Linked DNA regions of Mus musculus: region 1 is linked to region 2. The links are chromatin loops, found by intact Hi-C in ENCODE. Cell type or tissue: heart. All regions are shown on one strand.

Region 1 (4,000 bases), 1.8 Mb before region 2:
ATTCTTCTGATTTTTATAATCTTTCTGTCTCTTCTGCAATGGTTCCTTAGCCCAAGGCGCAGGAGTGTGTTGTAGTCAGATGAGTTGGGACTGTGCTCCACAGTTCTATGTTTTCACTGGCCGTGCCTCTCTGCAATGTCTCTGCTGCAAAGAGAACTTTTCCGGGTGAGGGATGAGGCGTACACTGATCTGTGAGTGTAAGGACATCTACCTAGAAGGCCGTAAGGGATTAAGCTGGTTTAGTACGGTAGTAGTTGCTAGTTCTCCTTCAACATCCATGGCTTTCCTACTCCGGGTACCTGGATCGATATCATTTTTATTTATTATAACACATTTACTCTCAACTGCACAGGACTTAGATACAAGGTAAGATTTAAAAATCAACCAGCCACTACTTCTACATAGAACCTTAAAAGGGAAGTGACCAGAGCTGGATCTGACCTGAAAGCCCCGCCCTCCTGAGGAACCAGGCATGATTTTTTTCTTGTTGAGCGGGCCTTAGGTCCTTTTAGAGAGCTCTTAGTTACTGACAAGCTATGTGAGCCAGTTCTTCCTGTATTCCTATGGCTATTGTGGCATGTTGGTTATTAACGTGGTTCATAGGCATCATTGTTGGCTAGACTATTGGTTGCTGCCTTCCTTTGGAGACTTGAACGATACCCTGTGGTACACAGAAGCTAGTCCTCAGGAGGGCGGGGCTTTCAGTTCAGATCCAGGTCTGCTCACTTCCTGTTTAAGGTTCTGTGTAGAAGTAGTGACTGGTTGATTTTCAAATCTTACCTTGTATCCAAGTCTTGTGCACTTAAGAGTGAATGTGTTAAAATAAATAAAAATGATATCAATTGCAACATGATAGGGCCATTGTCCTGGAGAATGTCTTTCCCGGTGTTTACTTCTGTTTTTATGTGATTGTGAAAGGGTTAGACACACACGTAAGATTTATTTAAAGGTGTATCTATGTTTTAGAACCAGCCAGTTTTGCTCTTTGGACGACCACAGGGAGACGGTGAAATCCGAATAACCACTCTGGACAAGCATACAAAACAAGAAAGGTGAGTGGCAGGTGCACTCTCACGGTGGTAGCTGCTGTCCCAGGAATGATGGCTTCAGTCAGGTATTCTAGGACAGGTGGCGGTGTGCAGGCCAGGGGGCCAGCCAGTCACCAGTCCCTTACCTTTTCTAACATATGTCCCATGTATTACTTCTCTTTCTAGCCTGCACTCTGTTGATTTGCCTAAGGTTTTAGGTGCTAAATGAAAATGTTCGAAAATAAGACGCATTTCAATCATGAAACGCCACCAGACGATTGCCGTAAAGCCACGATTGCCTGTTTTAAAAGACTCATTTGGAAATTAACTGAAAATAATAAAAATCATCCCAGGGAGGAATGCAGAATGGGAACTGTTTAGCAGTGTATTTTTATTTAGGGAGACCTCTAGGCAGAGTCCTTGAATATCCTTAGTACTCTTGGCCTTTTATTCTCTGTCATGACAGGCGATTGTTTCCCCGGACTCTTTGTAGAAGAAAACGTCTACCAGCAGGGGGCAGCATTGACCCTTGTTTCCACCTTGATACCCGGGTTCCTCAGCTAGTTCTCAGGAGCCACACATTTGACTTTGAAGATGAGGAAAGTGTTTGAACACTGGGAATGTGTCATTGTCACAATCATTGGTTAAGAATAAGTGTGTTAATCATTGAGAGTTTTAAAAAGCACACATTTATTGCAGTTGGATAAGGTTAGAAGATTCGTTTCCTTCCCCAATTAACATTGCTTTTAATAAGGAAAAAAAAAATTAACACAGAAAGTTAACCATCACTTTCCTGGCTTGCAGTTTCTCTTACACCCAAGCTACACTTAAGGTGACCCATTAAATTGTGACACCGAACACAAGGAGTGAAGGCACAGGTTCTAAAGTTAGCTTGGGTGCGATCTTACTCTGTATGGATCATCAGTGTAACTGCTGGCAATTTGCATACAAGCCCCCGCCCCTCCAGCGTGGGTTTGCACACCCAGGATGAGAGTAATTCCGACCCGGGTGGGGACCCAGGGGATTTATTTTATGTCTTGTTTGTGGAACGAACAGTTCTCAAGGCTTTTGATTGATTGCTATTACGGTTGTAGAAGATCTACTGTCCTGATTGTGAATATTTTTCTGAGATTTTAGCATTGAAATAAAAAGAGAGCAATTATTCATGAGCAGCTTTATGGCCTATCTTAGTGAGTATTTTCAATGACTCTAAAGTGTATGGATTGCTTTTCTAATGCTCCCTCCCTTCCTTTAAGTTCAAATGAGGGGAGCTGGGGTGGAATGGCAGCATCTCTCCTTGAGCCCCATGAAGGACAGTGATGATCCTGTGAGCCTGTATTCCTTACAGTTTCTACTGTGTGGCCCTGCCTGTGGCCCTTAATGCAGAAGAACGCTTGGCTGGTGCAGTCACATCTTGCCAGGAAAAAAAAAAATGCACTTGCAAACAGTTTGCTGTCAGTCACCCACACTCTCTCTTTTACAGGCATATCTTCTTATTCGACTTGGCAGTGATTGTCTGTAAAAGGAAAGGCGATAACTACGAGATGAAGGAAATAATAGATCTCCAGCAGTACAAGATAGCCAACAACCCTACCACTGACAAAGAGAATAAAAAGGTGACTACTGGGGAGGTGGCAATGGACAGTAATTTATGCAGAGCTTTGAATATTCAAATATAATCATCCCTTGGTATCTAGACTCCTCCCTCCACTGCAGACACCTGAATCTGCAGATACTTGGGGCCCTTATATAAAATGGTTTAGTGTTCACATATAACCTGTGCATGTCTTTCTACATAATTTAAAGCGACTCTCGGCTCTTTGTAATTCCTAAGACAATACTTGGGTTGCTGTAAGCAGCTGTTATACCGTATCATTTAGCAATAGTGACAAGGAAACAAGTCTGTACATGCTTGGTACAGATGCAATTCATATTGTTTTCATCTGCAGTTGTTGAATATTTGAGTACAGAACCTGCAAAATCTGGAGCCAGATGTACATACGTCCATTAGAGTGAGATGCTGCTGTCTGAATCAGGCATTGAATTTTCAGAGATTGATTTTGGTACAGGTTCCTGTGAGCTATGATTGGGTCCTGACAGACCCAATGATTGGTTGATCTGACCATTTCCAGTTCCTCTGATCAATATGGTAATAATGATTTTCTCATCAATATGAAGTTGGTAACTGATTTTCTTCTCAGTATGAGGTTTGTTACAGTCGTCAGTGTTAATGCTGTTAGCTATAAGGTTTTGTATGCATGGCTATGCCGGTGCTCCAGTGAATCTGAAAATATGTTTTTAACAAGTGATAATCATTAACTTGAAGAATATTCATTTTTCACAGTGGTCTTATGGCTTCTACCTCATCCATACCCAAGGACAAAATGGGTTAGAATTTTATTGCAAAACAAAAGATTTAAAGAAAAAATGGCTGGAACAGTTTGAAATGGCTCTGTGAGTATTTTTACTTTTAAAATTTATTTGTGTGTGTGGTGTGTACTTGCACAAACGTGTGTGTGTTGGATGTGTACCTGTGTGTGTGTGTGTGTGTGTGTTATGTGTAGGCCAAAGGTTTTATCTCCTTTAGTGTCTGCCCTTTATATTGAGCTAGGCTCTCAATTGGATCCAGAACTCACTGATTTAGCTAGACTACCTAGATACCTTACCTGTGGGATCCTCTCTGTGGGCCTCCCAAACTCTGCGATTGAAGGCTGGCTGCCACCCCTGCTCAGCTGTTCCTTGGGTGCTGAGGGTTCACACTTGGGTGGTTGTGCTTGGCCGGCAAGTGCTCGCCCCTCCTGAGCCATCTCCCCAGCCTACATTTAAGAGTCCATTGTGTCTACTATTTAAATCACTGGTAAGTCAGAGGAGCCGCTCTCTGCTAGAGGCTGCTGGACAAAGGCTCTGTTCAGGGATGCTAGGGCTGACTGTGAGCTGGTCATCTGGTCTCTGAGAAGAGTGCTGGTGAATTT
Region 2 (4,000 bases):
TAGGTCTCCCCCTTCCCTGAGGCCTCAAGTCTCTAGATGATTAAGTACTACTTTTCTCATAGAGACCAGATCAGGCAGACCTCTACTACAAATGTGCCAGCGACCTTGAATCAGCCCATGTATGCTCCTGGTTGGTGGATCAGTATCTGGAAGCTCCCAAGGGTATGGATTAGTTGAGTCTGCTGGTCTTCACATGGGATCCCTCTCCTTTTCAATTTCTTCAATCATTCTCCTAATTCAACCATTGGCTTCCCATTGACTTCAGTACAATGGTTGGGTACAAGTATCTGCGTCTGTCTCAGTTAGCTGCTGGTATGACCTCTTAGAGGATAGCTATGGCAAGCTCCCATCTTAAAGCACATCATAGCATCACTAACAGCATCAGGACTTGTTACCTCACCCCCATAAGATGGATTCAAAGTTGGGCCGATCATTAAACCGCTCTTCCCTCAATCTCTTCTCCATTTTTGTCCCTGCAGTTCTTTTAGACAGGACCAATTCTGGGTCAGAAATTTTATTGTGGGTTGGTAACCCAGTCCCTCTCCTTGATGCCGAGTCTATCTACCGGAAATGGACTCTTCAATTTCCCTCTCCTCATTGCTGGACATTTTGGCTAAGGTTACCCTCATTGAGTCCTGAGAGTTTCTCTCCTCCTATATCTCTGGTACTTTCCAGAGGGTACCCTCATCTATCCCTCCCCCACCCCCACCCCCAGGCTGCCTATTTCCATACAGTGTCCTGGCCCTCCAGACTTCTGTCCTGTCCCCTCTTCCATATCTGATCCTCTCTCCCTTTTCCCCTCCCTCTCTTCTCTCCCACCCAGGTCCCTATCTCCCTCTGCATCATTTAAATTTATGGGAACCAAGGCCTTGTTTTACTTTCAGTATTGAGTCCTCAGGAAGATTCAATAAAGGTGAGAAGTAATTGAACAATATATGTTAATTACTTGGACTTTGTTATGGAAAAAACAGAGTGCTACTAGGTCATCAGTTCTCAAACTTTGGGTCATGACCCCTTTCTGGCATGTGAATGACCCTTTTATAGGGGTCACCAAAACCATCAGAAAACACAAATATTTCCATTATGATTCATAATAGTAACATTATTACAATTATGGGATAGCAATGAAAATAATTTCATGGTTGGGGTAACCACAGCAACACTATTAAATGGACTTACTGTTAGGAAAGTTGTGAATTCTTGTCCTAGGGAAAGTCAGTTTAGATTTTACTGAACATACGAGAAATAAATTTTATTTTTTAAATCAGTGTGATACCTTTATATGAAACTAATGAAGGTGCTATTTGGAAGATAACATAACTCACAAAGGCCTTCAGAACAATTTAGATATATGCATACTTCACCAGTAAACTGGGGTTCATACTTGACTCCTTCTTTCAAGAAGGCTTAAGCTACTGAAAGGTAAGGAACACTCCAGATCATCCAGGACAAAGGGATGTTCTCAACCACAGTGGGACATGAAACTGGAATTCTCATTGTCTTAGTCACTCCTTTAAAATTTTGGTGGGAGAATTTGTGAATTCTACGAATTCCTGTTTTGCTTCTAAAGAAGAATAAGATTGGATAGATAGATTATCTGAAGTGAAAATTGCAGGGCAGTATCCACAAGACTTAATTTGTCACTCTTTTCACTATGTCATCATTGAATGCTTCAGGTCTAGCCTGGTACATTCTGTGTTTAAGAAATTAAAAATTCTATTAGAAGAGAAGTTAGATATGTGTTATCAAGAGAAACGCGGTGAAAAGGATATGAAATTTAATGAATAGAGATAATAATAATAATAATAATAATAATAATAATAATAATAACTCAATCCTAGTGTGAAGCACAGTGGTCTGGCCTACTTTCTTCCTATTCACACCCTGTCCCCTGTGGAAGCTCTATTTCTGTTGATCCATTGCATAACCTATGCCAGTCTTTTTCAGTGTTCTGTGAATTTAGTTAATAATTGATGTTACTATAGCCATCAGTGATAGAGCTTGATTGTTTCAAAGGTTAGAGAAAGTGAAAATTATATACACATTTATATTCAGTTACTCAAGCTGATTGTCAGCAAGCCATTTACCTCATCATTCACTACTTATGAATGATATGAAGAAATTACATCATCACCTTAAAACTCTCAAGGAGATTTGATGAAATTGTACCTATAGAGCAGATAGTATAATATCAAATATAATAGATAAATAAATGTGATTTTTAGAAGAGTGCATGTTATTTAGAATTAAAATACATTCTTTGCTTAAAACACCCTTTTCAATTATCACATGTATCTTATTTTTTTACACGTTTAGTGTGCAAATAATAAAATTCTTACTGGATTTTTAAATAGAAATTATGTGGACCAAATCGAAAAGTGGGGATATAAGGCTTAACACCAAACCTGTTACTTCATATATATGAGGTGAAATGGGAAAATACAGGCATGTTAACTTGGATCTGGGAAAGCACATGAGGCCTTAGTCCTGTTCAAAGAATTACTGACAGCTAAGAAATGTTGACAGTGGGAGAAATAATCTTCTTCATGGAAGAGCACACAAATTGGTTATCCAATACCAAATAGCCCTGAAAATATACAAAAAGTATTATGTAGACAGAACAGGTTATGTTTAGAAATATACATGTATATAAATATATGCATGTAATGATAATGAAAAAAAAAACCATTGATTTAAAAACAACAATACAAGGGTATGTGGGAGGACTTGTCAGAAGGAAATAGAAGGGAAGGTGAAATAAGCATATCATAATCCAATGGTTCTTAATATTTCTAATGCTGGTACATTTAACATGGCTCCTTATGTTGTTGTATCCCCAAACATAAAATCATTTTCCTTGATACTTCATTATTGTAATTCTGTTACTTATGAATTATAACATGAATCTCTGTTTTTTGGGATGATCTTTGGTGACCCTTGTAAAAAGGGCATTGTATCCCCATTATGTGTCATGATCCACAATTTGAGAACCACTGACATTATATTATAATCACAAAAATAAATTAAAACATTCCTCTATAGGTAATCATGGGAAATAAAAAAATACTAGATAAATCATGACATGTTATCAAATGTCTGCTTTAAAAGAATTTGATAGTCCCTATTCTTTACTAACCTATGTTTTATTTCTAATTACATCCACATTTGTTTTGCTGATGATAATGAATAGATACTATATACACCAACAGTGGATTTTGGTCATTGATGTTTATTACTTGTCAGAGGTTTTATGAACCAAATTAGTATTTTTGTAAGAAATCATTTTAACACAAATAAGTTTTTCTTTGATTTCTTTCTCCCACCTTTTCTCCCTGTCTCCCATCTACAGCCATTTCTCAGCCTTTCTATGGCCTTCTTTCCATCAGAAACTCATGACCTTTGTTTTAATATACCTGATAGTCTCTCTAGGAAATGTGAATGTAAGTGGAAGTTGATGGCAGGGGAAGTGAATTTTTTTTCTTTATTCACTGGAAAGAGCATTTTTCACTCTTTAAAATGGTATTAATTATTAGATTTCTAAAAATTCCCTTCATTTTCCTTGATTTCTGAATTTATAGAGTTTTTTTCTCTAAAACAGTCTTAAATATTGTGATGTCATGTTCCACTTGCAGAAAGAAGCCTAGCATGGTTGTTCTGAGAGACCATAGCAGCAATTGACTGAGTCAGACACAGATCCTTACAGTCAACCATTAGACTGAGGTCTGGGAAACACTATGGAAGACTTAGAGGAAGGACTGAAGAGTCCAAGGGGATGGCAACCCCATAGGAAGACCAATAGTATCAACTAAGCTGGACCCTAGGAGCTTCTGCTATTTGCCTTACTTGGATCCTTAAATTGTAGCATGGTTATCCTGTCCTTTAGGATTAGTCTCCACTTACACATGAGTACCTTCCATGCATAACTTTTTTGGTTTTGGGTTACCTAACTCAAGATGATATTTTCTACTTCCTAACATTTGCTTGCAAACTTCATGAAGTT

The links. Peaks named below come from ENCODE experiments on the same cell type or tissue, not always from the same donor. Only the 100,000 strongest peaks of a DNase experiment are listed, where the experiment ranks them.
Region 1: it touches region 2 in a loop (7-fold over the local background); 5 of 42 quality-filtered maps call a loop at or near these places.

Annotation. Positions count from the first base shown.
Region 1 is chr3:109,524,903-109,528,902 of GRCm38, forward strand. It overlaps Vav3 (vav 3 oncogene), which reads left to right. Exons shown (of 27, transcript NM_020505.2): 13 at 967-1,052; 14 at 2,512-2,644; 15 at 3,373-3,482. Among named protein-coding and RNA genes, the nearest start is that of Vav3, 190 kb to the left of the region's middle. In heart, a CTCF peak has its summit at 1,533 (motif pointing right); no DNase peak of the experiment used is centred here.
Region 2 is chr3:111,342,599-111,346,598 of GRCm38, forward strand. No RefSeq gene overlaps it. Among named protein-coding and RNA genes, the nearest start is that of Gm6602, 540 kb to the right of the region's middle. In heart, no CTCF peak of the experiment used is centred here; no DNase peak of the experiment used is centred here.